2 separate regions of the Homo sapiens genome follow, and region 1 is linked to region 2. Evidence: chromatin loops called from intact Hi-C (ENCODE). Cell type or tissue: HepG2. All regions are shown on one strand. Each heading gives the region's core, and the rest is flanking DNA. Links, peaks and the distances in the headings are about the cores only. Region 1 overlaps SLC25A13 (solute carrier family 25 member 13). Region 2 overlaps SLC25A13 (solute carrier family 25 member 13).

Region 1 (15,980 bases), core at 7,948-15,947, 48 kb before region 2:
GTCAGGGAGCAGGTCTTTTTTGGATATTGAGTTCTTTTAGAAGATTGTCCGAGGAGCTCTGACTCCTCTGTGCTTTGGTCTCTTAGACCTTTAGTCCCATGACCAGTCTCTGCTTTTGATGAATTCTTAGAGGGAACCATTCCTCCCTTTGTTCTCCACTATGTGTGAGGATTATCTATTATGGCATTCCTGCTGAGCGCTTCCTCCTCTCTGGTTGGCATTTGCTGCCTCATAAACACCTACAGATTTCCTCATAAGACTCTGTGGGTTTGCCTTAGGGTGGACCTTGCAACAGAGGAATGTGTGACGCTGAGACATGTGTTGGTTCTGCTTGGAGGTAAGGAGGGGGATATGCCTTTGTGTAGTGATACAATTCCTTTAGCAAAGTATTTAACAGCTACTGAGCAAACTCTATTTTCATGGCCTGTTTAACCAGACAGACCCTCTAATTGGGTGAAATGAACTAAATTAAATGTCCTTCTCCTAAAAGTCACCAGTAACCTCAGTTCTAAACCTGTTGGCTTGTCCTCATTTCTGGCCTCACATGACCCTGTGTCCTACCCTTTCTTTCTCGCCATCTGCTTTCATGATGTCCCCTCTCATTATTGGCCTCTAGCATCTCATATTACCCCTTTATTCTCCTTTGCAGGCTTCTTCTTCTTCTTCCTTCTTCTTCGTCCTTCATCCTTTCTCCTCCTTCCTTCCTCCTTCTTCCTCCTCCTTCTCCTTCCTTCTTCTTTCTTCTTTCGTCTTCTTTCTTCCCAGCAAAGATATATTTTTATTTTAGTGTTTAGCAGCATGACATATGCATATAGAATGATAGTACACTTTACCCTAATCTTCAAAACAGAATGTACTAGTTTACCAATGAGGAATTTTGGCCAAAAATGTAGTGTTTTTCCCTTCCCTGTACAGGTCAGGTATATGTAGGTCCAGCACTAATGCTGCACCTTTTGAGAAGCATTACTTTAGCAAAAATCTAGAAATCTTTCACTTTTTCTGAATCTAACAAAGGGTCTTACTTTCTTTTTTTTTAAATGTACATTTTAAAAAATAATTTCAACTTTTATTTTAGATTCCGGAGGTACATGTACAGATTTGTTACCTGGATATATTGCATGATGCTGAGGCTTGGGGTACAGTTGACCCCATCACCCAGGTACTGAGCATAGTACCCAATAATTAGTTTTTCAACCCTTGTTCCCCTCCCTCCTCCCTCTAGTAGTCCCCAGTGTCTATTGTTGCCATCTTTATGTCCATGAGTACCCATTGTTTAGCTCCCACTTATAAGTGAGAACATGTGATATTTGGTTTTCTGTTCCTGCATTAATTCACTTAGGATCATAGCCTCCAGCTGCATCCATGTTGTTGCAAAGGACATGATTTTGTTCTTTTTATATCTGCAAGGTATTCCACGGTGGATATATACCACATTTTCTTTATGCAATTCACCATTGATGGGCACCTAGGTTGGTTTCCTGTCTTTGCTACTGTGAATAGTGCTGTGCCTTGTGGGCTTCTCTTCATTCTGCCTGGACACCTGGAAGGTTAGTGTCCCCCAAGGCTGTGCCTGAGATTGTCTCCTCCCTCCAGTTCCTGCCGCACTACCTGCCCCCTTAATGGGTATTGGCTCCTTAACACTCCTCAGCCTGGGTGGCTGTCTCAAGCTCTAGCCCTGCACTTTTAGCTGTTTAGTTTGAGCTGGAAGACTCAACTTGTCTGTCTCAAAGATATTTCAAACTCTGCTGACCTAGAACTCACCAGTTCTTATAACTGAATCCATCTTTTTGGTCATTCCTGACTTCATCCTGCAGCTTCACTTTCCTGATAAAGTTTCTAGTTAGTTCAATTAAGTACCTGTTATGGGCAGATAGGAGAGACACCATCAGCCTGAATTGGATGTGGCAAAAGAGGTGGATCAGTGAAACCCTTCTACGGCCATGGAGCATGTATGTCCTATCTTCTCTGTTCAAATTCAGGGCCTCTTTATTTTGTAGCTGTACCATTGCTGTAGCTCCCACTGATCCCCTTGCTTTTGATCTCATCCCTACACCTTCCTCTCCATTCTGTCCAGACTGCCAAAGGACTTTTCTAAGATTGGCTCTTGTTGCCATGATAATAGCACTACCGTGTTCATGGGTACAGTACTTAGCAGCTTTAAAAAGTGCATTCAAGGGCATAAGTGACGACGACTGTTTGTCAGTGCCTACACTGTGCTGGGATTCCAAAAACAGGTAAGCTACTAGATTTGTTTTCAAGAAGCTCAAAGTCTTCAGGGATTAATATAACCAGATAATATAAAGACCCAAGCTTCATTATTTGATCTTTATAATCATCTACAAGGTAGCAGGGAACGTGTTGATAACCTCATTTGTCAGATAAAGAAACCTAAGGCTCAAAAAGGTTATGCAAATAATAATAATAATATTAGCATATGTTTATATAACACTTGTAAAAGCCGGACACTGTTCCAAGCACTTTATATCTACTAATGCAATCTTCATAACAATCCTATGACATGTAAGTGCTCTCACCTTCATAATATACATCGAGAAACTCATTTGTACAGAGTAGTTAAGTTCTTTGAGGTACAGAGAGATTACATAACTTGCCCAAGATCACATGGCTTGTAAATAGGAGAGCTATGATTTCAACACAGGCAGCCTGGCTCCAGAGCCCAAGCACATAACCAGTGTGCTGCATTGCCCTCTTTAATTTATCTTGCTATGCAGTGTGGCTTCTGTTGCCTGCAGAATAAAATTTAAACTCTTTAGCCAGCTAAAATCTCCTTGGTCTTGGCTGCATTTTCAATACTTTTAATTTAGTACTTTCCCAGTATTACCCCAGACTCATTCGATTTTCATATTCTTCACAGCAGTTTGTGAACGGGACATAACAACCTCTGTTCATATTTCTTGCCATAAAGCTATGGCAACAGGGTAGCAGGATAAAAGAGAGCCTGTTTATTTGTTTGTTTAACATAGAGGTCAGTCAGAGACAGAAATGTTTCTTTTTTTTTAGCCTTTGTCAGAAAGAAATACTTCTTTTCATTTCTCTGTATTGGTGGGCAGATATATATATATTTGTCTGAGTTCTTCTCTTCAGTTTTCAGAAGGGGTTGTGGTTCTATTTTCCCATTTCTTGAAGTCCCTGTAGGAATGCTAAAACCCATGTCCTAAGATTACAGTTTTTATAGTTGGTTTGTTCTAATCAATATTCAGATATAGTCCACACATGGCTGGTTGATACGTCTTTTAAATCTTGTTAATCTATAGGTTTTCCTGCCCCCTTTTTGGTTGTTTCCTTGCAGTTTATTTGATGAGGGAATTGGGTCGTCTTTCCTGTAATTTCCCACAATTTGGACTTTGCTGATTACGTCTTTGTGGTGTTGCTTGGCCTCAGTATTTCCTGCAAGTGACAGTTTAATCTAAAAGCTTGATCAAGTTAGAGTCTTTTTTGGTTTTGGCTAGAATACTTCCTAGATGGTGCTTAGAGCTTCCCATCACATTGCTGGGTACTTGGTACTGGGTACTCACATGAGGAAGCACCTAATTCTTGGTTGTTTCTTGTGATGTTACGTTTTGGTCAGTGGTTTCAGATGTTGTTATCTTAAGTCCACCAGCTTTTTGCATAATGGTTTTAATTAGCTAACTTTAAATATTAACATTTGCCCTTCCTGGTACATTGAGTTAAAAGTGATTTTCATTATTTAAATACACACTCTTGTGTGTATGTATGCATATTATGTATGTATGTATGTCTATATATGAGTATATATCATTGTTATAAAAAATAATGGCAATTAAAATTCAATTGGATATTAATGGGTTTAGAGTTTATGTTTGGGATGATGAAATGGGTAATGGTGATGTAGAACATTGTGAATGTACTTAATGCCACTGAATTGTATACTTAAAAATGGTTACAATGGTAAACTTTATGGTATGTATATTTTACCACAATGAAGACAAATCAATTGGAAAGGGATTGTAACACATGGAATTAAAAAAATCCAACACAACATAATGAGTGATAATTATTGCTCCCTAAAAGGAGCCAAAGTGAGTTGGAGAATAGACTGATAAAGTTTCTTTACTGAAGAATGCTAGCTAATAAAGGTAGAAGCTATGCTAGAATTAGAAAAAGGAAAAAAAATTGACTTTGCCACCTGCAAGTAATAATTGATTCAGGCATGGATCATCATTGGATGCTGAAGCCTTTCAGTAAAAGACTGTTGGAATTCCCATTGTCTGAATGCATCTCCTAGTAAATTACTTGCTGTTTACAGAGGGGAAAAAGTACCTTTACAATGGAGAAATCTGCTTCAACCAAGTGATCATCAGCAAATGGGATAAACTAGCATTATGTTACCGACTGATATTATGCATTGGGAAGTATACAACATGAACCTAAAAATGTTCTTGCCAAAAATATTTAATCTGGATCTAATCGTGAGGAAACAATCAGACAAATCCAGAAAGTAGGACATGCTGCAAGACCTCTGGCTTGACTTCAAAAATGTCAGTGTTATGAATGAAGAAGGCTGGAATAAAGGAAACTCCCAAAGAGACCTGATGACCAAATACAATGCTTGAGCCTGGGTTAAAAACAAATAAAGAAAAGAATCGAAACAGCTGGAATATGGGGACCATATTAAAAGATATTGTATTAGTTTGCTAGGGCTGCCATAACAAAGTACTAGAGACTGGATGGCTTAAACAGCAGAAATTTATTTTTTCACAGTTCTGGAAGTTAAAAGTCTGAGATGGAGACCCCAGCAAGTTTGGTTTCTCCTGAGGCCTTCTCTCCTTGGCTTGTAGATGGGTGTCTTCATGTGGTTCCTTCTCTGTCTGTATCCTAATTTCCTCTTCGTATAAGGACACCAGTCTTATTGGATTAGGGTCCCCTTCATCATCTCATTTTAACTTAATAACCTTTTCAAAGACCCTATCTTCATATATGGCCAGTCATCTTCCGAGGGGCTGGGATTGGAACTTCAACATATGAATTAGGTGTGGGGGACACAGTTCAGCCCATAACAGTTATTGAATCATTTAAAAATGGCTTGGGTGAGATAATGATGTCAAGGTTCTGAAGGGAAGTGATCTTTGCTGCTGATTTATTTTGTTTCCTCCTAGATTTTGAACTCTTGAGGACAAGGACCTTCTCTGGACACAGATATGCCTCAGAGTAACTGTTGCATAGCATTCAGACACTGCTGGTTGAATTGTCCATTTACTTGGCATGCCAACACATGGCAAAGTAAAGGGGGAAGGAGATTTTCTGCTGCATGTATGTGGTTTGTTGTAAACCTTTTTCTAATAATCCATTTGCTCAATCCTCTCCATCCCCCAACAAAGTAATATGATGAGAATTTGGAAATACTTGAGGAGTTGTGCATGGGTAATCGCCAGGTGAGCACATCATGGAGAATCAGAAATTCAGAACAGACCTTGGCAGGGGTTGTGCTGTCCCAAGGTAGATGAATCTCTATGACTACAGAAAGGCTGCTTCAAAAGGAGGCACCTAGAGAAACTCTCCCTTGTGATTAAAAAAGCCCAGGTACATTAGAGGGCAAAATTCCCAGCAGGTCCAAACAATGTGTTCCATTGCTGCTGTTTCAGCCCTGCTAGTCTCAGTAGTACCCTGGGTCATCAGATGGCTTGAAGGACAAGAGGGTGATATCCTGTCTCTTCTTTGACTTTGTTGTGCTCACTGGCAAGGAGTTTCATTCACTTCTGAGAATTCACACACTCATTTTATTGCAGGCTGATGTTGATTCTGAGTTTGAGGATGCCAACATCTTTTCATTGCCTCCCAGCTCAGTTCCAGAAGTGAAAGCTCAGTCCTAGATTCTTTTTTTATGGTGGTTCATGAAGATTTCAGTTAATCCATTTGTGGTGTCCAACAGCAACTTGAGAAGAGCCTGGTCTTGACCTTTGCCCAATTTTCTATTGGTTTATTTGCCTTTTCACATTGATTTGTTCTAAGAGCGCTTGTAAATGAAGAACATTGCCCCTTTGTCCTATCTATTGCAAATTTTGTTGTTGTTTTTCTTCTCAGTTGTTGTTTAACTGATTTATATTCACTTTTTAAATTGTTATGTCAAATATTTATCATTTTTTTCTTTATGGCTTCTGGATTATATGGCTTCTGAGTTTGTCATGTTTGAAATCAGCTTCCCTACTTAACATTACATAAGAAACCACCTGTGCGTTTTTCTAGTACTTTTTGAAATTCTCTCTCTCTCCTTTTAAAGATTAACTCTGATCCAGCTGTAGTTCTTTTGGTATAAGATGAAAGGTAGGGAGCCAGTTTAATTTTTGTTGCTCAACCCCAGGAGTTCGTGACCCTTCACTAGTGCCACATCATCAGCTAGAGAGACCTGCTGCTAATTCAGCCTGAATCTGCTGGTTCAGCCTTCAGAGGAAATCTGATTAGTTCAGAAAGCCAAGATCACCTCCCCACAGGGGTCAGGTATCTGCTGCTGCCTCAATCAGCTAGGCTGCTCTGAATATGAAGAGTAACTGGGAAGCAAGGCGCTGCTAGATTGTCTCAAGTTGTGCTGTTTTCATTCAATTGTTATTCTCTATTCTCTTACTTTTAGCAGATGAGAAAACAAGAGGTCATGCTGCTGGTTAACAGTGGAGTCAGATTTTTTTTTTTTTTTTTTTTGGAGATGGAGTTTCGCTCTTGTTGCCCAGGCTAGAGTGCAGTGGCACGATCTTGGCTCACTGCAACCTCTTGAACCCTGGTTCAAGTGATTCTCCTACCTCAGCCTCCCGAATAGCCGGGATTACAGGCATGTGCCACCGTGCCCGGCTAAATTTTTGTATTTTTAGTAGAGACTGAGTTTCTCCGTGGTGGTCAGGCTGGTCTTGAACTCCTGACCTCAGGTGATCCACCCACCTCAGCCTCCCAAAGTGCTGGGATTACAGGCGTGAGCCACTGCGCCCGGCCGCAGTGGAGTCAGATTTAAATGTTCCATTGCAAAGCTCATGAAATAGGAAACATTCTATGAGGGGAATCTGGTTGGAGAATCCTGGAGGAAGAGGCATTTGACTTAGTCCTTGAAAGAACAGCATCATTTTTTAAACTTCTCATTATGGAAATTTCCCAAAAAGTGCAAAACTGGAATAGTATAATTAACCCTCATCTCCCTATCTAGCCAGTAGTAATCATCAATTTATGTCCTCAATATTGTTTCATTTATGCCATGCCCTCTTTCCTCCTTCCATCCCTACTTTTTTTTTTTTAATTAAATTTTTGTTTTTGGAGACAGGATGTTGCTCTGTCACCCAGGCTGGCGTGCAGTGGCGCGATTATGGCTCACTGCGGTCTCAACCAACAGTCCTCCCACCTCAGCCTCCTGAGTAGTTGGGACTACAGGCACATGCCACCATGCCTGGCTAATTCATCCCCATATGTTTTTCAAAGCAAACTCAGCCATCCTATCTGTAAATATTTTATGTATCTCTAAACAAGATTTCTTCAAAGCACAATCACAATATCATTATTATACTTTAAAAAATTATAATAATTCTTCAATATCTTCAAATAGGTGTTCTGTACACATTGTACACATTTCCCGTATTGTCTTAAAATTTTTTAAATAGTTGTTGAATTGTGATGTATATAAGGTTCATGCATTACAACTGATGTGTCTTAATTTTCTTTATTTTTTTTTTTAAATTACAAAGCTACCTTTATACTTTTAAGCCCCACAGGAATAAAAAACACTGGGAAGGGCTAACCCCCTCACCCCAGGAGTGGCCCATAGGGAGAGAGGCTACCTGAGGGGAAGGAAGTACAAAAGGGACCCACCGCAGACTCATGGCAAAGGGAAGCCATCGGTGCTGGGACCTGTGGTCACTACAGGAGGAAATGCGAGTGTGGTGGGACTGGCTCCAGGCACACAAGTGAAGGGCAAGAGAGATTGGAGTGAAGCCACAAAGCTACTTGGGTTCCTCCTTCTTCTCGTTTGCCTTTTTCTGCTTCTGCTGCATGATCTCCTGAGTCCCTGGGGGTAGAGATGATAGGGCACTAGGAGGTATCAGAGGGCAAAAAGAACAAAATGCAGAGGGATGAAGGGCACAAAAGAGAAGATGGAAGTGGATGGGACTAAGCTCACCGTTTGGCTGCTGTACTCCCATCCTAGGAGAAGAAGAGGAAGAGAGCTGAGGCTCAAAAGGCAATCAGTCTCCATCCTGCAGTTGCCCAAGAGGTCAGAAGTCTGGCCACATAGGCCCAAGGCTCTCTACCGTTTGGCTGCTGTACTCCCATCGTAGGAGAACAAGAGGAAGAGAGCTGAGGCTCAAAAGGCAAGCAGTCTCCATCCTGCAGTTGCCCAAGAGGTCAGAAGTCTGGCCACACAGGCCCAAGGCTCTCTATTCTTACACCAGTAAGAAGGTTGGGAGAAGGGAGGAGAACCGGGAACAGCAAGGAGGGCCAGAAGCACTGGGCTGTCATAACCACAGGTGTATCTGAAATGGGAAGCTCCCTGCCCTTGCCCTGAAGGTCAGACTGGGGGATGCTCAGAAATCAGACTCTTGTGTCCTAATTTTCTTTTGATCTCTGGATTCTCTTGCCTGCTCAATACTGTGCTTTCTTTTCCTCTGAAGGACAGTGTCACATAATGGCTGAAATCATAGATTTGCAATCAAATTAGGGCTCTGCCACTTGCTAACTGTGTGACTTGGGGAAGTTACTCAACCTCTCTGTGCCTCAGTTTCCTCATCTGTAAAATGGACATAACGGTGTCTACTCCTCAGGGCTGTTGAGAGTGTCAGTAAGCTAATGTTTGCAAAGCATTAGAGTCATGTCAAAAGCTGTGGGCTGTGGAATAGGGCCCAGGAGGGCTCACTCAAGTGAGATGGTGTGTCGTCTTTGAGATGAGCCTCCAGCTGTGCAGAGAGCCCCTTTCCTTTTCCTTTTTGCTTCCTTCTGGTTCTTGACGTGCTTCAGTTAGATGAGGTTGATAGCAGGAATTTGGACAGGTAAGGCATATTTAATGGAAGCAACTTCTTTATTGTCCTTTCATTTTTGGCTTCCTCTTCCTCTGTATTTATTAAATTAGCTTTTCTCTCTCAGAAGTGTTTAACTTTTTATGGCATTATCTGGGCTTCAGCAACTTGTGATCTCCTAAGTAGAGCTTTTCAGCACTTTATAAATACGTCATATACTTTTTATATTCCTTTGTTCCCCATCAGGAACATAGCCCCAGTCTTCAGAATAGCACAATCAGTTTTTATTCATTTAAGGAGCAGTAGTAATTTGACACTTGCTAATATGTAACAAATTATATTGGGCGTGGTAATTACAATTGCAGCTGGTTCCTAATTATACTGTAACCTTGATGCTTACAAAAATTGAGACTGAATTCAGCATAAAATACTGGAGAATAATATTCTGCACTAGGCATTTCTGCCTTCTACTGAGCCATGGGCATTTATGAATCATAATGCCAAATTAAAAAGAATTTATTTTAAATTGGTTACAATTACAATGTTGTCCAGTGTCTCCATTCTTAAAGGTAGCTTTAAAGTCCCCCTTTTTGCTTGCTAAACTCTGGGAATATCCTTCAGGTATTATAATTAGTGTCTAAATAACCTGAGCTCAGGGGTCATTTCTGGCTGTGTGATCTACTGGTATTCATTTAAGACTCTTTAGTACCTCAGCTTCTTTATTTGAAAAGTGGGGATATTACTCACTCTTCCCCTTAAAGAGTTTTAATGATACAGTATATAAATGAAATAAGATAAAAAGCCATTAGCATAATGCCTGGCATAGAGTTAAGGACCCAGTAAAAGTTAGCTGGTCATTGTTATCGTTATAATTAATAATAAGTGATCCGGCTCCAAAGACTGCCTCTGTGACCCTCAACTTTAGCAGAATTAGTGTATTAATTCTCCTGCCACTCTGCCTTATGATAGCATGTATCATCATACATTTTGTACCAACCACTTGTCGATAAGTCAGCTTTCCCTGCTTGGGGCAGGGTTTCTGATTTATTGGGTGTTTTCTCCTCGGTGCCTGGCGCTGGGCCTAGTACACTGCAGCTTTCCCATAGGTGATTGTGTTGCATGGATGAGCAAGTAGAGCATCACCATCTAAGGAGTGGTTGTTAGCTGGGGGGTGGGGTAGTTTGGCCCCCAAGAGGATTTCTTTTAGCAACCTCTGGAGACAGTTTCTTGGTTGTTGCAGCTTGTTGGGGAAGGGGTTGCTACTCCCATCTAGCAGGTAGAGGTCAGCTTAATAACAATAATAGTAAAATCCAGAACTAGTATGTTTCAGGCTCTTTTGGCATAACAGAACCCAGCTAAAACACCACCATTCATTCTTAACTGTTATACTCTGCCTCTTAATATCAGAATTTTAATGATGATGGCTTTCTAGTTTATGTTCTACAACAGAGCAGAGTGAAATCTAACATACATCACAACCTACTGAATCCTTCTGATAAACATCTCTAGTGCCTCTGAAATGACTCGCTGATGTAATTACCCAGTGGGTTAACATTTGTGGTGTCTGATACTTTATAAGTCAACTGTTGAGTGAAATGAAGTTTTGCCAGCTGATTACATAGAAATGTTGTGGTTTGAAGAATGCTTAACAGGGCATCTTGTCTTTGTACTAATTTATATTTCAGTAACTTTTCCCATAATGACTGCTCTTCATTTATTAGGTCGTAGGGAAACTGTAGGATGAAGGATGAGTGACTCAGTGGTTTCAATAAAAAATTATTTTCTTAAGTTTGAGATACCTTTTTCTTCTTCTCAAGTTAATGGTAACTGTGGTTTTAGGGAATTCCAAACTTTCTTTTGCAATTACTGATTGTATCAGTCAGGGCTCACTCGCAGAGAACAGAATCTACTCTAGCTGGTTTAAGCAGAGAGAGATTTATTACAGGATATTAAATGGCTTACACAATTTGTTGGGAAGGTAAAGAAACAGACTTGAGGTTGAGCTCTAAAGAATGACGTCTAGAGTCTCAAGCAGAGCAGGCCACCAAGACAGCAGTGACCTCCTGTGCAGTCACAATGCTGCCTGCCAAGTGGAGAGTGTTTCAGGACCATGTGGCCACTGACATGGGAGGGCAGGAGGTTGCCACAGGAAAACTAGACACTTCCAGCAATGGTGCGTGCTTGGCAGAAACAGCAGAAGGTGCCCCCCAACTCCCAAACATTTGCCAAATCTCACTCAATTTCATCTAATTGATGGCACATAGGCCGCATAGCAGCAAGGGAGTCTGGGAATTGTAGTTTCAGCCTTCTAGTGTCTTTAGTATAGGAAGATAAAGAAGGAGGGTGGGCCCCTGCTTCTAAGTGGTTAGGTTACACCCAAGAATACTTTTCTTTGGGATTCAGGGCCATCTACTGCACTATTTCCTCAGGTTCAAAAGACTATGCAGGACTGTTTCTCCTTCTCTCTCCGTTTCCTGCTTGTCACTGCATGCTTATTTACACCCACCCACCCACACACACACCCAGAAGCTTGCTTTTGATGAGCTACCTCTTTGAGTTTGTAGTTCTTATCTAAGGCAAATATTTACTTTATGATAGTAGAATTTTCAGTGTAAGTCTGTGCTTGTCTTGGCTTTCAGATGTTTCAGGTTTGGGAGGGTGACTGGGGAAGTATTGCTGAGGAAGGGCTGTGCTGTACAGTTGGTGACGTAGCAGCTGAGGTTGGGCCTCGGGTCCTAACGCAGTTGTTCTCAGTCCACCCACACATGGTAATTTCTTGAGGGAGCTCTAAAGATATCCATTCTAGAAATTTTCATTTGATTGACCTTTGGTATGGTTTGGGTTTTGTAAAACCTAAAAGCACCTCAGGGGACTTGAATATGCAGCGAGGACTGAGAACCTACATCTTATAATCCGTACATTAAAATTGGACATTATCTAAAGCTGTGGTTCTTAAACTTTAACTGCATCAGGGTCACCTGGAGGGCTTGTTAAATCATAGGGGATTGCTGGGCCTCACCCAGTTTCTGATTCTTTGGGTCTGGGATGGGTGTGATAATTTGTATTTTTAAAAGTTCCCAGGTGATGCTGATGGTCTCCACACTTTGAGAACCATTGGTCTGAAGAGAGTTGCCTATTTTCATTGTAAATGTCAGATTTTTACTGACCTGAAAGACTTTATTCTATATTCAGCACTTCCAGAGAATCTACTTTGTTTCCTGATCTTTGCCAGAGTTGGGGTTGATCTGAGGAGTAAGGTGCCCTCACAGAGATGGTGGTCTCACATCTCTACAGCCTCCCAGTGAAAGAGGAGAGCTTTGCTTTTCTTTGCATTTTATTTTTCAAATTAGCATTTCTTATTTTCGTGTAGGTTTTCTTATATTCTTCCCCACCATCCTCTCTTAGATCTGACAACTATTTTGAATACACCATTCTATACCACTGTGATTTGTTAAAGTAATGAGCCTGCAACTGTGGCTTGATTCCCTTGTAAGAAAGTCTGTTTAAAAAATATTCCTACAGGTAGGAATTTTCTGGTGACCCCCTACCTATGGCTGCTCTAACTCATATTAGGAGAGTGAATTCATTTGTCCTGAAAGATGACTTTTGTATTCTTCTTGCCATGTTCTCCCCTACCCCCTGCCTTTTTAAAAACACCAGTTCTTGAAATTGTGTTATTGTTTTTCTTTTTATTTCTAGGATGTACCTACCTAGTATGTGTTTTGCAAACGCTATTGATGACTTACACAATTATAACCAGTGTTTATCTTGTCAAAAAGTTTTACATATTCAGTGATTCTCAAATTTTGCTCCTGTGGAGCATAGACTCATTGAATCGACCTGAAATTTCCATACTAAATTTAAATAATGATAGACTTTTCCCAGTTTATGGAAGAAACTATGCATAGAGTTTTTCTGTTCCAACATTGCCACTTTCTGGGCCAGGCATGGTGGCTCATGCTTGTAAACCCAGCACTTTGGGAGGCCAAGATGGAAGGATCACTTGAGGCCAGGAGTTTGAGACTAGCTTGAGCAACATAGTGAGACTGTCTCTACAAAAAAATTAAAAAATTAGTGGGGCCTGGTGACACATGCATTTAGCCTCAGCTACTCAGGAGGCTGAGGTGGGAGGATTGCTTGAGCCCAGGAGTGTGAGGCTGCAGTAAGCCATGATCGCACCACTGCACTCCAGCCTGAGTGACACAATGAGACCCCCAACTAAAAAAAAAAAAAACAAAACACCAAAACCCTCTCTTTTTCCCTTAAATTTGGAATCAGAGTAAAATGTTATCAAATTTCAACAAAATTCTTTATCTTGTTAGCAAATAATATTTCATAGTAATCTGTAAAGGACCCCTTTCTTCTTAGTGAATTACTCTGTATGTTTGAAAACCAGTTACTTGATTTAAAATTCTTGATATAAAATTTTTGTTTTAATGTTGGAATCCATTCTTACAAATGCAAATTCAGAAGAAGAATCATAAAGAAAATCAGGCAGTTATAACAATAGTAGCTGTAAATATTTGCATGCTATTAATATATGAGAAAAAAATGTAACAGTGAAAGTAAGCCTTCTGGAAACAATCTAAAGTTTGATGACTCTTCTAAACCCCAAGAATGAACGAAGTCTAATAATTCCAGGCTTCTAAAGCCCAAGAATGAACTAAGTCTAATAATCCCAAGCTTATGTGATGCAAAGTATGCATGCTGGACAGCTGTTCTGAATTGACTTTAAAAGGGTGGCTACATTTCTGTGGCTTCCTTTTTCCAGCTCATAGAACTTCCTGGGTATTGGTTTTGCCACCAGGTAGAATTCATTGAAATACACCTTTAAAAAACTGGTACATCTCATGGTAACTTTGCATTGTCTTCAATTAAGTTGTGTAAGTGTTCTTCATTCATAGCAAATGACACTTAAAACAAGAAGATAGGAATGGGAGGTAGCAGTATAAATGGAAATTCCGAACAGCCACACAGCATTTGACTGGTGAATAATAGATGGAATTACTATAGAGATGAGGCCCAGGAGGCTGGTAGTAATTTTTCTGAATCCATCCCCTGTTGAACCATACTTATCTATCCTTAAATAGAATGTACCAGGACCTGAGCCAAATTTTAGTGGGCCTCAGAGAAATCTTGTGGTGATCATTAACCATTTGCTGTACCTGGAACTCTGGGTTGGGGGTAGGGTAGCTGAGACAATTATCAGTTAGGATGGCCACAATGTTTATTTAGTGGTTTGGTGAGTGTGTTTGAAGACCCATGAGTTTCTCTTCTCTTTTGCTAATTTATCCCTTCTAAATTATGAGCCAGTTTACCCATCATTTAGATTTCTTAAGGAGTAAACATGGTAGAACATAAACATCTTTGGATAAATAATACAAATAGTAATAGATACCATTTATTGAGCACTTTAACTGTGTGGCCCTTTTGGTGCTAAGCACTTTGTGTAATTATCTCATATTACTTTTCTAGCTGTCTAGGACTCCCCATTTTATAAATGAGGAAAGTGAGGCTGAGAGGTCAGGGCCTCCAAGTCACATGGCCAGTGAGTTTATGAGGTTGGTCCTGCTCCCTATTTGAGGATGATCTGACACTAAGGCCATGTTCTTTTTTTTTAATGAAGATGGGGTGTCACTATGTTGCCCAGGCTAATCTCAAACTCCAGGGCTCAAGTGATCCTCCCACCTTGGCCTCCCAAAGTGCTGGGATTATAGGTATGAGCCACCATTCCTGTAAGATCATGTCCTTAATCACAGCATTGGACAGACACTACACACTGTTAGGAGAAATTGGGAGAGTTTTGATTTTTAGGCTTGTACTATATTGCAGTTATGTACCACATAAGGATGTTTTCATCAATGAAGGACTGCATATATGATGGTGGCTCCATAAATTATAGTGGAGCTGCCCTGTACAGGTGTTCCACTTTTTATCTTTTAAAACCATATTTTTACCACACCTTTTCTATGTTTAGATACTTGTTTTACAGTTGCCTACAGTAATCAGTATAGGAACATGCTGTATAGATTTGTAGCCTAGGAGCAATAGGCTATCTCATTTGCCTAGGTATGTAGTAGGCTACACCATCTAGGTTTGTATAAGTACACTATATGATGTTCACACAATGATGAAATCACTTAACAATGCATTTTTCAGAATGTTATCCTGTTGTTAAGTGATGCATGACTGTATTATATTGCCAGCTAATGCAAGTTATCAACACTTTGAAGCTGCCTGTAATGTGGGTCTGTAGGAAGGCCACTACGGTAAGAGATGGAATATTTGGGATCTGATCTCAGCTCAGAAAACATTTAGAAATGTCAGCACAGATTGGCACTTAATCTGACTTTTTGGGGGAAATAATTGATGCTTTCTGAGCTTTGGTTTCCTCTTCTGTAAAATTAGGGCAGTAATATCCATCTTATCTGACTGATTTGCAGTGAGAATCCAACGAGATAATAGTCTTGCTTAGAAAACTGTAAATGTTAGGCAACATGCCTTATAAGTGTTGGGTCATTCTCTGTCTTTGTTTTGATTTGTGTTCTCTGCCCTAGACCCTGAGAAGGTTACAAAGTGAACACTTTTTTTCCCCCTTTGAGGTGTAGTTCTGATGGGGAGCACTGAATATACATTTCAGGATCCTTAAGCAGAAATGTGCTATGAAAATTGAGGGCAGGGGAGGTTCACTCTGAAATAGCATTGCCCAGGCAAGACCTTACAAAGTTCATGGCATAAAGAATTAATTCTATTTTAGAATTACGAAGAATACTTCATTTTGTGGAAAATTTATTTTGCTTTTAAGAGGAAAACAGTTAAGAACTTAGGGTACCATATGCTTTTGAAAAAAGTGTTATGTACTTCCATGAGATGTGGGACTCTTACCATCAAGGAGGAGATTTTTCTGCTCTTAAAGTGGAGGATGGGGGCATTTTATGCTGTCCCATCTTCTCTTGTGTTCGTCCTACCCTACCTTTCTCAGAATAGAGACCTGAGAGGAGGGAGTCCTCTCTGAAG
Region 2 (15,980 bases), core at 2,979-10,978:
TGGAAACTTAGTCTATTGCAACGGTGTTGGGAAGTGGGGACCTTTAAGAGATGAACATATTAATGCTTTTATCGCAGGCATGTGGTATGTGGGAGTGGGTTCTTTATCTCAGGAGTGGGTTTCTTATCAAAGGATGAGTTGGTCCTCTTCCCCGTCTCTTTCCCTTGCCCATGTGATGCCTTCCATCATGGGACAACCCAGCAAGAAAGCCCTCAATGTCAGTGCCTTGATCTTGGACTTCCAAATCCCACAACAGTGAGGAAGTAAATTTTTAAAATGAATTACTCAGTCTCAGGTAATTCTGTTCTAGAAGCATAAAATGGACTAAGACAAAAATGTTAGGAGATATAGTACCCAACTTTCCCATTGATTGTGGCATAATTGTGCCATGATTGTCAGTGAGTTGCTTCCTAGTAAATACAGTGAGATTCAGAGATTTTAATGAAGGTTTTTGAGAGTAAAGTAAGACTTCTCTTGCAATCTGATGTAAAGGTTTTGAGATCTTCAGTCTGGAATAAGCAAAAGGTGAAAGAAGATAACTGATGAAAGAACTTAATTGTCAGAAATTTTAGAGTAACTTAGTCTGAAATAAATGATATATGGTAAGGTAAAATGGCCTTCTGCTACAAATCTGAGACAACCTTGATACTTGAAAAATATAGATTAATTTCAGATTTGGTAACTCATTTAACAAATATATATTGACACCAACTATGTGCCAGGCACTGTTCTAAACAGTGTGCTTTTATATAGCAAACAGATAATGTAAACAAAAGATATATATAGATGATATAGAGGTAGGTTGTTATATTTATTAAAGTGCTATGGTCGATAAAGTGGTCAGGGAAGATCTCTCTGAAAAGTGACATTTGGGCAAAGACTTGAATGAAGGAGTAAGCCATGGGAGACCCTAGGGATTGAGCCTTCTCAATAGAGAAGAATAGAGGGGATAACAGGTGCAAAGAGCCTGAGAGGGGAGGGTGCTTGGCATGTTTGAGAAGCAGCAAAGAGACCAGCTAGTAGAGAGGGTTGATAGGAGAGTGAAAGAAGTATAAAATGTATCCCAGGGCCAGGTTATGTAGATGTTGTAGAATTGTATTTTGAGAGTAGTAGAAGTCATTGGAGGGTTTTGAGCATGGGAATAGCATGATCTGCATTACATTTTGAAAGGTTTTGCCTGGCTGATTTGAGAGAATGGGATGAAGTGGGTGACAGTGGAAGAAAGGGAAATTAGGACTGTGCTGCAGTAATCTGTGTAAAAGGTGATGGCAAGACTAGAGTTGAATGGTAAGAAGTGGTTGGATTTGGGATTTTATTGATGGATTAGATATGAAATATGGGGAATGGCGATATAAGCAAATGAGATAGGGAATGTTGGGGGAAGAGTAGGTTTGGAAGCAAAATTAAGAGTTCTTTAGGACATTAGAATATTGACCTCCCTGTTAAACATGCAATTAGAGAGGCAGGCTGTGAGATGTATGCTTAGAGATGAGAGTCAATGTAATTACTTATTTGGTCTGAGCCAATTCTCAGCATAAGGAGTTGGTGCTGTTGTAACTTCAGTGAGTTGTGTTTTGTAGGGTGGGGGAATTGGGGTCTTTTTTGTATTGATTATTATGAACTTACAGGTTTTTATATGTTTGTGTTTTAATTGCAATATCTCATCTTTGGCCAGTAGGAACCCTTTTATATTATCTCTTTTGTCCTTTTTGATATGATCCATTGATTTTTGGTAGCTTCCTTGTTTCTGGCAAAATAGGTTGTTATTTTATATATTTCCTGCCCTGAACCTGGAATCAGTTGCTCTGCTTGAATCTCCCCCTTTTTTAATTATTATTATATTTTAAGTTCTGGGATACATGTGCAGAACGTGCAGGTTTATTACATAGGTATACATGTGCCATGGTGGTTTGCTGCACCCATCAACCCAGCATCTACATTAGGTATTTCTCCTAATGCTATCCCTCCCCTTGCTCCCCACCCCCCGACAGGCCCCAGTGTGTGATGTTTCCCTCCTTGTGCGCATATGTTCTCATTGTTCGACTACCACTTATGAGTGCGAACATGCGGTGTTTGGTTTGCTGTTCCTATGTTAGTTTGCTGAGAATGGTGGTTTCCATCTTCATCCATGTCCCTGCAAAGGACATGAACTCATTCTTTCTTGTGGCTGCATAGTATTCTATGGTGTATATATGCCACATTTTCTTTATCCAGTCTGTCATTGACGAGCATTTAGGTTGGTTCCAAGTCTGCTATTGTGAATAGTACTGCCATAAACATACGTGTGCATGTGTTTTTATAGCAGAATGATTTGTAATCCTTTGGGTATATACCCAGTAATGAGATTGCTAGGTCAAATGGTATTTCTAGTTCTAGATTCTTGAGGAATCACCACACTGACTTCCACAATGGTTGAAGTGATTTACACTCCCACCAGCAATGTAAAAGCGTTCCTATTTCTCCACATCCTCTCCAGCATCTGTTGTTTCCTGACTTTTAATAATCTCCATTCTAACTGGCGTGAGATGGTATCTCACTGTGGTGTTGATTTCCATTTCTCTAATGACCAGTGATGATGAGCTTTTTTTCATATGTTTGTTGGATGATAAATGTCTTTTTTTCAGAAGTGTCTGTTCATATCTTTACCCACTTTTTGATGGGGTTGTTTTTATCTTGTAAATATATTTAAGTTCCTTGTAGATTCTGGATGTTAGTCCTTTGTCAGATGGATAAATTGCAAAATTTTTCTCCCATTCTGTAGGTTGCCTGTTCACTCTGATGATAGTTTCTTTCGCTGTGCAGAAGCTCTTTAGTTTAATTAGATCCCATTTGTCAATTTTGGCTTTTGTTGCCATTGCTTTTGGTATTTTAATCATGAAGTCTTTGCATATGCCTATGTCTGAATGGTATTGCCTAGGTTTTCTTCTAGGGTTTTTATGGTTTTATATCTTACATTTAAATCTTTACCATCCTGAGTTAATTTTTGTATACAGTGTAAGGAAGGGATCCAGTTTCAGTTTTCTGCATATGGTTAGCCAGTTTTCCCAACACCATTTATTAAATAGAGAATCCTTTCCCCGTTTCTTGTTTTTGTCAGGTTTGTCAAAGATCAGATGGTTGTAGATGTGTGGTGTTATTTCTGAGGCTTCTATTCTGTCCCATTGGTCTATATATCTGTTTTGGTACTAGTACCATGCTGTTTTGGTTACTGCAGCCTTATAGTGTAGTTTGAAGTCAGGTAGCATGATGCCTCCAGCTTTGTTCTTGTTGCTTAGGATTGTGTTGGCTATACGGGCTCTTTTTTGTTTCCATGTGAAATTTAAAGTAGTTTTTTCTAATTCTGTGAAGGAAGTCAATGGTAGTTTGATGGGAATAGCATTGAATCTATAAATTACTTTGGTCAGTGTGGCCATTTTCACGATATTGATTCTTCCTATCCATGGGCATGGAATGTTTTTCCATTTGTTTGTGTCCTCTCTTATTTTCTTGAGCAGCGGTTTGTAGTTCTCCTTGAAGAGGTCCTTCACATCCCTTGTAAGTTGTATTCCTAGGTATTTTATTCTTTTTGTAGCAATTGTGAATGGGAGTTTGCTCATGATCTGGCTCTCTGTCTTTTATTGGTGTATAGGCATGTTTGTGATTTTTGCACAAGAATTTTGTATCCTGAGACATTGCTGAAGTTGCTTATCAGCTTAAGGAGGTTTTGGGCTGAGACGATGGGGTTTTCTAAATATGCAATCATGTCATGTGCAAACAGAGATCATTTGACTTCCTCTCTTCCATTTAAATACCCTTTATTTCTTTCTCTTGCCTGATTGCCCTGGCCAGAACTTCCAATACTATTTTGAATAGGAGTGGTGAGAGAGGGCATCCTTGTCTTGTGCTGGTTTTCAAAGGGAATGCTTCCAGTTTTTGCCCATTTAGTATGATATTGGCTGTCCGTTTGTCGTAAATAGCTCTTATTCTTTTTGAGATACGTTCCATGAATACCTGGTTTATTGAGTGTTTTTACCATGAAGGGATGTTGAATTTTATCAAAGGCCTTTTCTGCATCTATTGAGCTAATCATGTGGTTTTTGTCATTGGTTCTGTTTATGTGATGAATTACGTTTATTGATTATCACGTATGTTGAACCAGCCTTGCATCCCAGGGATGAAGCCGACTTGATTATAGTAGATAAGCTTTTTAATGTGCAGCTGGATTTGGTTTGCCAGTATTTTATTGAGGATTTTCATATAAATGTTCATCAGGGATATTGGCCTGCAATTTTCTTTTTTTGTTGTGTCTCTGCCAGATTTTGGTATTAGGATGATGCTAGCCTCATAAAATGAGTTAGGGAGGAGTCCCTCTTTTTCTATTGTTTGGAATAGTTTCAGAAGGAATGGTACCAGCTCCTCTTTGTACCTCTGGTAGAATTTGGCTGTGAATCCATCTGGTCCTGGACTTTTTTTGGTTAGTAGGCTATTAATTACTGCCTCAATTTCAGAACTTGTTATTGATCTATTCAGGGATTCAACTTCTTCCTAATTTAGTCTTGGGAGGATGTATGTGTCCAGGAATTTATCCATTTCTTCTAGATTTTCTAGTTTATTTGTGTGGAAGTGTTTATAATATTCTCTGATGGTAGTTTGTATTTCTGTGGGATCAGTGGTGATCTCCCCTTTTTCATTTTTTATTGCATCTATTTGATTCTTCTCTCTTTTCTTCTTTATTAGTCTGGCTAGTGGTCTATCTATTTGGTTAATCTTTTCAAAAAACCAGCTCCTGGATTCATTGATTTTTTTTGAAGGGTATTTTGTGTCTGTGTCTCCTTCAGTTCTGCTCTGATCTTAGTTATTTCTTGTCTTCTGCTAGCTTTCGAATGTGTTTGCTCTTGCTTCTCTAGTTCTTTTAATTGTGATGGAGTGTCAATTTTAGATCTTTCCCGCCTTTTCCTATGGGCATTTAGTGCTATAAATTTCCCTCTAAACACTGCTTTAGCTGTGCCCCAGAGATTCTGGTACGTTGTGTCTTTGTTCTCATTTGTTTCAAAGAACTTATTTATTTCTGCCTTAATTTTGTTATTTACCCAGTAGTCATTCAGGAGCAGGTTGTTCAGTTTCCATGTAGTTGTGTGGTTTTGAGTGAATTTCTTGATCCTGAGTTCTACTTTGATTGCACTGTGGTCTGAGAGACTGTTTTGATTTCCATTCTTTTACATTTGCTGAGGAGTGTTTTACTTCCAATTATGTGGTCGATTTTAGAATAAGTGCTATGTGGTGCTGAGAAGAAGGTATATTCTTTTGATTTGGGGTGGAGAGTTCTATAGCTGTCTATTAGTTCTGCTTGGTACAGAGCTGACTTCAAGTTCTGAATATCCTTGTTAATTTTCTGTCTCTTTGATCTGTCTAATATGGACAGTGGGGTGTTAAAGTCTCCCACTATTATTGTGTGGGAGTCTGAGTCTCTTTGTAGGTCTCTAAGAACTTGCTTTATGAATCTGGGTACTCCTGTATGGGCTCCATATGTATTTAGGATAGCTAGCTCTTCTTGTCGGATTGATCCCTTTATCATTATATAATGCCCTTCTTTGTCTTTTTGGATCTCTGTTGGTTTAAAGTCTGTTTTATCAGAGACTAGGATTGCACCCCCTGCCTTTTTTTTGCTTTCCATTTGCTTGGCAAATATTCCTCCATCCCTTTATTTTGAGCCTGTGTGTCTTTGCATGTGAGATGGGTCACCTGAATATAGCACACCGACGGGTCTTGACTCTTTATCCCATTTGCCAGTCTGTGCCTTTGAATTGGGGCATTTAGCCCGTTTAAGGTTAATATTGTTATGTGTGAATTTGATCCTGTCATTATGATGCTTGCCATTTATTTTGCCCATTAGTTGATGCAGTTTCTTCATAGTGTCGATGGTTTTTACATTTTGGTTTGTTTTTGCAGTGGCTAGTACCAGTTTTTCCTTTCTATATTTAGTGCTTCCTTCAGGAGTTCTTGTAAGGCCGGCCTGGTGGTGACGATATCCCTCAGAATTTGCTTGTCTGTAAAGTATTTTATTTCTCCTTCACTTATGAAGCTTAGTTTGGCTGGATATGAAATTCTGGGTTGAAAATTATTTTCTTTAAGAATGTTGAATATTGGCCCCTACTCTCTTCTGGCTTTTAAGGTTTCTGCAGAGAGATTCACTGTTAGTCTGATGGGCTTCCCTTTGTGGGTAATCCGACCTTTCTTTCTGGAGCCCTTCTTTTTAGTAGGCAGTTGTATTTATAGACCACAATCTGGGGATTAGGTATGTTTCCTTCTTTTGAGTTGTCACTACTTTGAGACCTTTTGTTTTTCTCTTCTCTTTATTTATTATTATTATTTTGAGTTAGGGTTTTGCCCTGTTGTCCAGGCTGAAGTGTAGTGGTACAATCATGGCTCAATGCAGCCTCAACCGCCTGGGCTCAAGTGGTCCTCCTGCCTCAGCCTCCGGAGTTGCTGGGACCACAAGCACACACCACCATGGCTGGCTAAATTTTTAAATTTTTTGTAAAGATGGGGTTTCCCTGTGTTTCCCAGGCTGGTCTTAAACTTCTGGGCTCAAATGATCCCGCCACATTGGCCTCCCAAAGTGCTGGAACTACAAGTGTGAGCTACCGCACCTAGCTGATGCCTTTTCAATTCATTAGAGAAAAAATTTTCCATTCATGCTGATATTTCAAATGTAAAGATAAATTGACACAGTTAAATCCAAAGTAATTTTATTGTTTTGATTTTTCTATCTCCGCTCTTTCATTGAAAATCCTGGTTACCAGCAACATTCACAGTATTACATATTTGCCATGTGTAGGATATATCCAAAATAGTAACACCTTTATTGCTGCCAACAATTAGATACTGAATGAAGTTTAAGATTTCTTTTTAGTTCTGTTGTACTTAGACTGTGTTCCACAAAGTATATATAGTTAAAATACTGTATTCTAAAGTTATTGGAAAGAATTCATTTAATTCTGTGTGGTTTTGCCACCAACTTAATATATATATAGGGAGGTTCATTTTTTCAGTTTATTTTCAATTTTTAGGGATTGTCTTTTTTATTTTCAACTTAATTTAATTTTTGAGTATGTAAAACATATGTTTCCCAAATCAAAACTATACAACAGAAGGAAGGTATGCTCAGGGAAGTCTGTCTTAACATGCCCGTCCTTTTCACCCTGACTCTTCCTTCCTTTTTATAGGTCATTCTTTTTTGTATTAGTTTTTTGGTTTCTCCTCCCACAGGGTATTTTTTCCCCAAATATAAGTAAATTTATATGTGTATTTGTGTTCATCTTTCCTTCCCCATTCGTATCCAAAAGGCAGCTCTATCAACTCTATATACTATATATACGCTCCTTTGAGGGAGTGTGTATGTGTGTGTATATATGTAGTATATGTGCATGTGTACTAGGGTTTGCTCATGAAACAGATCCAATAGGGTATATATACACACACATATGTGGGTATATATGTATATTTATATAAAGAGAGACAAATACACATGTAAATGTACATGTAAATAATAAATGAAGACATTTATTATAAGGACTTGTCTCACATGACTGTGGAGGCTGAGAATTCCCAGTATCAGCTGTCTGCAAGCTGGAGATCTGGGAAAGCCAATGGTGTAATTCAGTTTGAGTCTAAAGACCTGAGAACCAGGGAGCCAATGGTGTACTTCCCAGTCTGAGAGCAGGAGTAGATCCATGTTCCAGCTCTAACACTCAGGTGGAGAAAGCAAGTTATCCCTTTCTCCACCTTTTTGGTTTATTCAGGACCTCAGTGGATTGGATGTTGCCTACCACATTGGGAGGGCAATCTGCTTTACCCAGACTGCCTATTTACATGCAAATCTCATCCAGAAACACCCATACAGACACACTCAGAAATAATGTTTAATCTGACTACCACATGTTGCTATCGAGGTAACACATAAAATTAACCATCACAGCATTTGTATAATGTTTGTCTCCAGGGAAGACAGACAGACAGACAGACATGCGCACACACACATACAGCACACACACACAGTTGCTTTTATCTCTTAGTCGTGTGTTTTGAAGATAATTCTATAAATATGTAAAGAAATCTTCCTCATTCCTTTTTATGGCTGCATAGTGTAAGCATATACATTTATAATTATTTTTCCAGTTTATTCCAATATCTGTTAAAGTTTACAGACCAGTGCTTTTAAGGTTTACATTATTTGGCTCATCAGGATCTTTTCCCAAACCATTTTAGGGCTGTTGTCAAAGAGCAATGGACAAACCCTAATGATGAGATGAACTTTACTCTCAGAATACCGTCTCACTTGCTCCTATGTTCTGCATTCCCTGCACCAAACACTTCCTATGCTGTCTGCTTCCCTGTCCACTCATACAGGAAAGGGCTTCGATGTTATAGAGTCACTCTTATTGCTCCTGCTAACTGCTGTCCTGATAACAATGGGTCTTTTGCATGGGAAAAGCATTATAGAGTGAAAGGATCACTGATAGCAGTCAAAAAAACACATTTTACTATGTCTTTTAAAATCTGTGGGATCTTAGACAAGTGACCTATCCCATGTGAGCCTGTTTTCTCATCTGATTAAATGGGGTTGTTACTTGCTCGGTGAATGCTTGTGTTGTCACCCAGTGAAATAAACTCCAGGGAAGTTTAGTTAGCTTTCCCTTCTCAATTTACCTGCAGATACTGTTTCAACATTCCTCTCTCCTCTCATTCCTTCCCTCTCTTATTCCTTTCCTCACCTCCTACTTTTCTTCCCCAATTCCTGGCATCTTTCCTGGTGGCAAACAGACCTTCCATGTGAAGAAAAACTCCTCATAATTGCACTTTCCTCTTCAGATTCTGCCCCATTTCTCTTCTTTCTGCAACACTCATCAAAAGCACTGTCTGTTCTGGCCCTTACAATTAATTCCTCTGCCCATTGATTCTTTTTTGAGATGGAGCCTTGCTCTGTTAGCCAGGCTGGAGTGCAGTGGCATGATCTCAGCTCACTGCAACCTCCGCCTCCCGGGTTCAAGCGATTCTTCTGCCTCAGCCTCCTGGGTAGCTGGAATAACAGGAGCATGGCACCATGCCCAGATAATTTTTGTATTTTTAGTAGAGACAGGGTTTCACCATGTTGTCCAGGCTGGTCTCAAACTCCTAGCCTCAAGTGATCCACCCACCTCTGCCTCCCAAAGTGCTGGGATTACAGGTGTGACCCACCGTGCCCAGCCTGCCCATTCATTCTTGAATCCACTCTCCCCAAGTTTCCTCTGCTGCTCTACTATGCTCTAATCTGCCCTTGTTACGATCTTCAAAGCAGAATCCAATGATAATATTAGTTCTCAGGTTAACACACTTGCCTCTTACCCCTTTTTGCAATACTCACTTCACGTTCATTATACCATGTTCCCTTGCATCCCTCAGACCTCACTGGTTCTCACATCTCTAGTTTTTCCTAACTACTTTTTGGGTGATCTTGTCCCATCTCATGGTGCTAAATACTTCATAACTTCTACTTTTATGTCTTCAGCCCTCTCCTCCCTGCTGCTTCTGTGAGAGTCCATTTGCGTACCTAATAGGCCCCTCAAATGTCACATGTCCTGACCTAGGCTCCTGAGCCTTCTCTCTCCAAGCATTCTTTCCTATTGCTTGCTCAGTAGATTCTGTCTTGCAGTTGCTCAGGCCCCAAACTCTAGGGACATCCTTGCTTCCTTCTTTTCTTTCACACCTCCCTTCAAATCTTACATCCAGTCTAGTTGGCCTCACTATCAGTATATGTATCGTCAGTACTCCCTCTGCCCAATTTCTTGGAAAGGTGACAGTAGCAGCAACTGCTGTTCAGGCTTCATGATACCAGCAAGGATAATACAAAAAAAGGAAGATGCTGGAAAGTTGACCAAGAAAGAGACCCAGTAAATAAGTCTGGACTCAAGTCCCCAAATAAAAAAAGATTCAAAGGCAAACTCTAAGACAAGCTCTGTTTTTGGTCTTGTTTCATAAAGTCATATAGAAAAAAAATATAAAGACGTTTCCAACTGTAGTTCATAACTGCTGTATTCATCTGTGAAGGATTGATGACTTGAGGCTCTCTGACCAGGGTGTCCAATAAGAAGTGCTTAGTAAAGACTCATCAGGTTGGTTTCCAACACACAGCCCACATTCAGTCTATACCCAAAATAGCAAAGATGGTGCTACACCAACTGCTAGTGAAGATGCTTCAAATGGGCAGTAAGATAGTAAATGTACACACCCCTGCAGGTCTGCTTCACTTTTATTTTCTTTCCAAGTACAGTTTCAAGAACAGTTTATTAAGTAAAGCAAAAAAATAGAAAAGAAAATAGTACGACTCAATCAGTTCACTCCATATCAATGCAAATTCAGATGCAATGCAACTGGTGATTGGTGTGTGGCTTCCAGTTGGCCAGTTCTGTAGAATCATTCCCACTGAGTGATTCAACACCCAATGATGTGACCCTGCATTTTACTTGATTTACTTTTTAAAAATTCTGCTCAGCATTATGGAGGATGTTACTCCATAACCAGACGCAGGCATGACCATCTCTCACCTGGATTATTGTAATAACTTCTCACCAAATCTTCTTGTGCAGCCAGAGTGATTCTGTTAAAATCTGAGTTGGATTATGTCACTCTCTGGCTCACAATCCTTTATGGCTCTCCATTTTCACTCAGAGTAAAAGCCAAAGCCCTTCTCGTGGCCAACAAGGCCTTGTGGTACTCTCTCCTTACGTTACCTCCCCAGCCCCTCACTTCATCTGCTGCTCTTTCCCTTAATTACTTTGTTCTGGTGACATTGGTCTTCTTGCCGCACCTTGAACACACCGTGCTTGCCGTGCTTGGTCCCACCTAGAGGCCTTGTACTTCCTCTTCCTTCTGTAAGGCACTTCCCCTAAGAATCTCACTCACTTCCTTTAGGGCTTTCTCATGGTGGTTATCTTGTATAATACATGTGGGTTTCATTAATTTTTTTTTTGTCTCCTCCTCTTTCCCACACACTTGACTGTAAGCTCCACGAAAGCAGGGATTTTTGTCTGTTTAGTTCACTGCTGAGTCAGCAGATCCTAGAACGTGGCTGGCACATAGTAGCACTCCATAAGTATTTGTCTAATTTGAATGGATTGAACACATAATGTTCCATGCACATGTGAGGTATTATCCAGAAGAGGTGGGATTCTTAGATTTCTCTCTATGGTTCCTTCTTTGAATTTTTACATGTTAAAATCTCTGCTGTCATTTTTCTCCCAGGACCACTGTAATATTTTATGGAGCCTCTTTTTTTTTTTTTGTAACAGGTCTAAAACTTTTAGCAAATCTTTTTTCTTCTCCTGTCTTCACTTTTCTCCTCCCCAAGTAGACTGCTTCCACAGTATTTTGGGGTTGTTCTAGTTTTTGTAAACTTTTTCTGAGGAATTCTTTGTGTTGAAAAAACCACCTATATATAGGATTAGATTCTCATATTTTTGAGAATCCTGCCCCATTCTTCAGCATCCTTACAAGGGACTGGACTCATGTCCCAAAGTGTTGGTGGATTCCAACCATTCGGCATGTCCTCGCTCATTTATGTCTTATGGTCTGGTAAGTTAACTGCCTTCTGCCGTAGAGTTAAGTAAAGACAGCCATGTCGCTGCTCTTTTAGTGAATTTTGGCTGTTCACATTATTCTTCAAGTTATTTAGAATATAACTTTTTAGATTCACTGAGGATATTGCATCTACTTGGGCAAAACCCTGAAAGCCCCTAAGGATTTAGCTGAACATGTAATTCATATTGAAACCCACCTTCTCTTGCCTTATGATTTTCTGATTCAGTACTTTCTTCTAGAGTTTTTTTTCTTTTTTTGAGACAGAGTCTCACTTTATCACCCAGGCTGGAGTGCAGTGGTGTGATCTCAGCTCACTGCAACCTCCGCCTCCTGGGTTCAAACAATTCTCCTGCCTCACTCAGCCTCCTGATTAGCTGGGATCACAGGCGTGTGTCACCACACCTGGCTAATTTTTATATTTTTGGTAGAGATGGGGTTCACCATGTTGGCTAGGTTAGTCTCGAACTCCTGATCTCAGATGATCCGCCCGCCTTAGCCTCCCAAGGTGCTGGGATTACAGGCGTGAGCCACCATGCCTGGCCTAGAGTTTTTTTTTTTTTTTTTGCTAAGTTAAGAAATAAAACAGTAACCAATTTCTGAAGGAAAAAGCATTAAAATATTGATGTTGCTTTTCTGCAATACTTATACCAAGAAAATGCAAGAGAGTCTCAAAAGTTGTGTAGCTTAATTTCCTCTTGCAAAAATATAAAGTACTCCCAACAGTTTCTAATTTTGATGATCTTTTACAATTACTGTTCTGTGTTGTAATGGCCTGCGTTTTAAAAAAGCTTGAAATTGTTAGGAGACCTTTAGACATAGAACTTGGTAAGAAGTGCAGAGATAGGATGGCATAGAATGGGGAAACATGCCAGATCAATTGGGACAGAAAATTTTTCTTAACTGCTTTTCAGCATTTATATAGGTTCTTCCATGAGCAAAATAAAATATGAACCTAAATAGAATGGGCTCAAACAGTCATAATAAACTCCTTTGGTTATTTTCAGAAAATCTATATTCACAGGTGGCCTGTGTTAATAGGTGAATTCATTGTATTTTGGTGTGGCTATTTGTATAACAAAACATGACTAAATATGAAAGATGTGTATGTCTTTTTCTTTACCAGATCTTGCGCCAGTTTTTAAGCAAGCAAATTATGTTCATGTAGTAAAATTTTAATCTGTATTGGGAATAGAGGTGGGAATAGTAGTATTCTGTTTACTGTGGATTTGGAGTAAAATCTAGAAATGCTACTTAATCAGCATATTGTAAGCAGAAATTACTTTTTGTCTTTTTTACAAAAAATGGACATGAGAGCTCACTCCGTTGCCCAGGCTGGTCTCAAACTCCTGGGCTCAAGCGACCCTCCCACGTTAGCCTTCCGAGCAGCTGAGAACAGAGGCACGTGCAATTGTGCCCAGCTTTAGAAATCACTTTTTATTTTAATTCTTATTTGTAACATTTCATAAGGTATTAGGCTACTTTTCCCAGTCACTACCGTTTATACAATTTAGTTTTAATTTCTTAAAATTTTATTTGAAATTGTAGAATGTCTTAATCATTCAGAATGTGAATTGTCATGGAGGTGTCAGAGATGCAATTTAATTTCTCCTGATAGCAGTATATCTTGAAAATATTTTGCTTAAAGATTTATTTATCCTTGCTGTCAATTTGTTTCTTATAATTTGCCTCATAGAAACATTCATTCAAAACAGAGTGCTGAAACCAAAATGGAATATACAATTAAAACCAAATAATTTTTTTCCTGCTAACTACTTCCCAGCCCCCAGACTGAACTCGTGATTGAGGTTCTATTTACTTTTGCAAACAGATGAATATTTTTGGAGCAGTGGAGGTAGGAGCATGGTACCTAAGTCCAAGTTGCACCATTTTGTGTGGCTGTTTCTTTCTTATTTTGCATTAGGAAACAGGTGCAAGAAAAAGAAAAAAAATTCCACTTCATCATCGTAGTAGTATCTGGAATCTCATTCCCCATAACCAAGAAGAACTCATTTATTCTTGGCCACCCTCTCTCTTTTGTTATTCTAAGTTGACTGTGGACAGCTTTGATGCTGCCCCTGAACTTCTATGAGTCCCCCTGCCCTTGCTGCCAGGATTTTAGAATCTACCCTTCTCCTATACTAGGAGTGGTAAGAAAATAAATTCGGGTAGTAGTGCCATTTGATGATTCATTTTCTTTTTATATGTGTCCTTTAAAATTAACATTGACAATTTGGAGCCCCTTTGTAATGTGGATGATAGAGGAAAAGCTGTGATTGCTTATAGGCTGAATTTAGGTTCATCTGAAATTATGATGTATCTCAGAAACATCATAATTCCTTGGTTTGGGAGTGGTAATAGGATTAGGACTGTTGAGACTGTAGAAAAAGCACATTGTTTTTCTTAGATGTGGATGCTTGTTTGGGGTGGTGTAGGCTGATGGAGAGTATTTGAGACAGCGGCTACTCTTTCTTTTTTTTTTTTTTTTCCCAGCTGCTACTCTCAATGCAGACATTGCTCTAGAACACCCTGTATAAACTATATATTGCCACATCTAAACCATATAGTACTTCATTAAATTTTGAACATTTAAAATATTTTAACTATATGAGACAACTATGTGGTGCATGTGTTAATTAGCTTGATTGTGATAATCATTTTTCAATGTATATGTATATAAAAATAACACATTGTACACTTTAAATGTATACAATTTTTGTCAATTATATGTCAATAAAGCTGTAAAAAAATTTTAGATAATGCACAATGGATCCCATACTTTGTATTTATTCCTATATACCTTGATTTTTAAGCACCTTATTCTTTAAGTTCATTTTGTTGCCGAATTTGAGTGCATTCTCCCTAGTCCTTATTAAAGAGGGTACAATAATCTTTCATCTGAGATACAATTGATGGAATTATTTTATAGGATCGAGTACATTTTAAAGCCTAATCTTTCTTTGCTTACATTGAATATTATGACCATAATATTATGAAATGTTATTCTGAAACTTGGTCTGAGTTCTCTTACGTCATCAGAAATTTCTGCAAATTCAATCTGAAATCAACACATGGGCACTTTTTTTTTCTTTTTTATGGTCTTAAATACAGAAAATCATAATCTATTTTAAGCTTAGATAAATGATGGAACACTTGTTTACATGGGTAAAATGACTCTATCTAAGTAGTATATTGAAGTTCATGTTAATGTTTGCTATTTAATGACACCTAATGATATTCAGTGAAGGGTTATGCTAAACCGGAGAGAAAATGTGTTACCCAGGCAACTGCCTCTGGCAGACTAGAGATTCGGGCATATGGCTCTATAGTACACATTATTTCAGCATCTTTAAGCATAAAGAACCACACATGTAATTGACTGTGAAAAATTACTGCTCAGTTACTGTATTGTATGGTCATAATAGAAGTAAATGAATACGTCATTGTTGTTGGAACAAGTCTGTTGGGAATCACTTGTAGACTCTACTATTTAAGAAGCAAAAATACAATAAGAAGAAAATAGCTGGTTTAATTAACATGTAAAAATTGGGTTAATTTGAATTCAGCTGGCACAGCAGATATTAATGTTGGCTTTTTTTTGTGATATTCTGGCTCAAGCCTGGGTATTTTTATTTCTTCTTGCCCACACCATGAATAATTTTATTTCTTAAAATGATAAGGGCTATTTCAGTCATTTAATTTTTGCTTTGCCAGGGACTTTTATTACAGTCACATCAAGAGAGGTTTTGTGTGTATCCAAAATGTAGGAATTACAGTTGAATGAAAGAAAATGCCAAAATGTTCCCGAGTAATTGATAATGTTTCTCAAAGAGGAATCAGTATAATTTTGATTTCATGTATTTTTTAAAAATTTTAGTTTACTGCTGATGTATTTTTATTTTTTTAACAGTGACAAACTAGGAATTGATCAACGGCAGATGCAAGAAAATAGCATGTTCTTGTCACTTTTTGTGTGCCTATGCTTATGTGCCTTTTGTTCGTTTTAGAATATTGTTTTAATCATCATTACCTTGCTTCAGAGATTCAGAAAAACCTATTGAGAAAGGCATTGTGTTCCAATTAAAAAATCGTTTAGCTCAATCAATTTTTGGTATTTTAAAATGTTATTTGAGCTGAGAACAAACATAGGTAATATGGGCATTAACTAAAAGTATGTATGGGAACATTCTGTTCCTTGGGCTGTGCCTTCGGTACCCTGTAGGTACTTTTGTGCTTTTCAGCCCTAAATCAAGGGAATGATCAAACTGGAGACTATGGTTAGAGAAGTGAAGGATTTGGCAGTGTGTGCCCTTGCATGCAGGCCAGTCTTTCTGTCCTTGGGTGCATTCAAAGTACCTGGTTATCCAGTGGTAATGAGAATAAACCAA

What was found. A loop is a pair of places that touch in the nucleus more often than their neighbours do. Peaks named below come from ENCODE experiments on the same cell type or tissue, not always from the same donor. Only the 100,000 strongest peaks of a DNase experiment are listed, where the experiment ranks them.
Region 1: it touches region 2 in a loop (2.3-fold over the local background); 3 of 110 quality-filtered maps call a loop at or near these places.

What each region holds. Positions count from the first base shown.
Region 1 is chr7:96,298,850-96,314,829 of GRCh38, reverse strand. The region is part of intron 1 of SLC25A13 (solute carrier family 25 member 13); the gene reads left to right. Among named protein-coding and RNA genes, the nearest start is that of SLC25A13, 15 kb to the left of the region's middle. RefSeq lists an enhancer at 1-563. In HepG2, for the core only: no CTCF peak of the experiment used is centred there; DNase peaks (open chromatin) are centred at 11,519 and 14,109; H3K4me3 peaks cover 625 bases.
Region 2 is chr7:96,246,059-96,262,038 of GRCh38, reverse strand. The region is part of intron 3 of SLC25A13 (solute carrier family 25 member 13); the gene reads left to right. Among named protein-coding and RNA genes, the nearest start is that of MIR591, 34 kb to the right of the region's middle. RefSeq lists an enhancer at 13,250-15,980. In HepG2, for the core only: no CTCF peak of the experiment used is centred there; no DNase peak of the experiment used is centred there.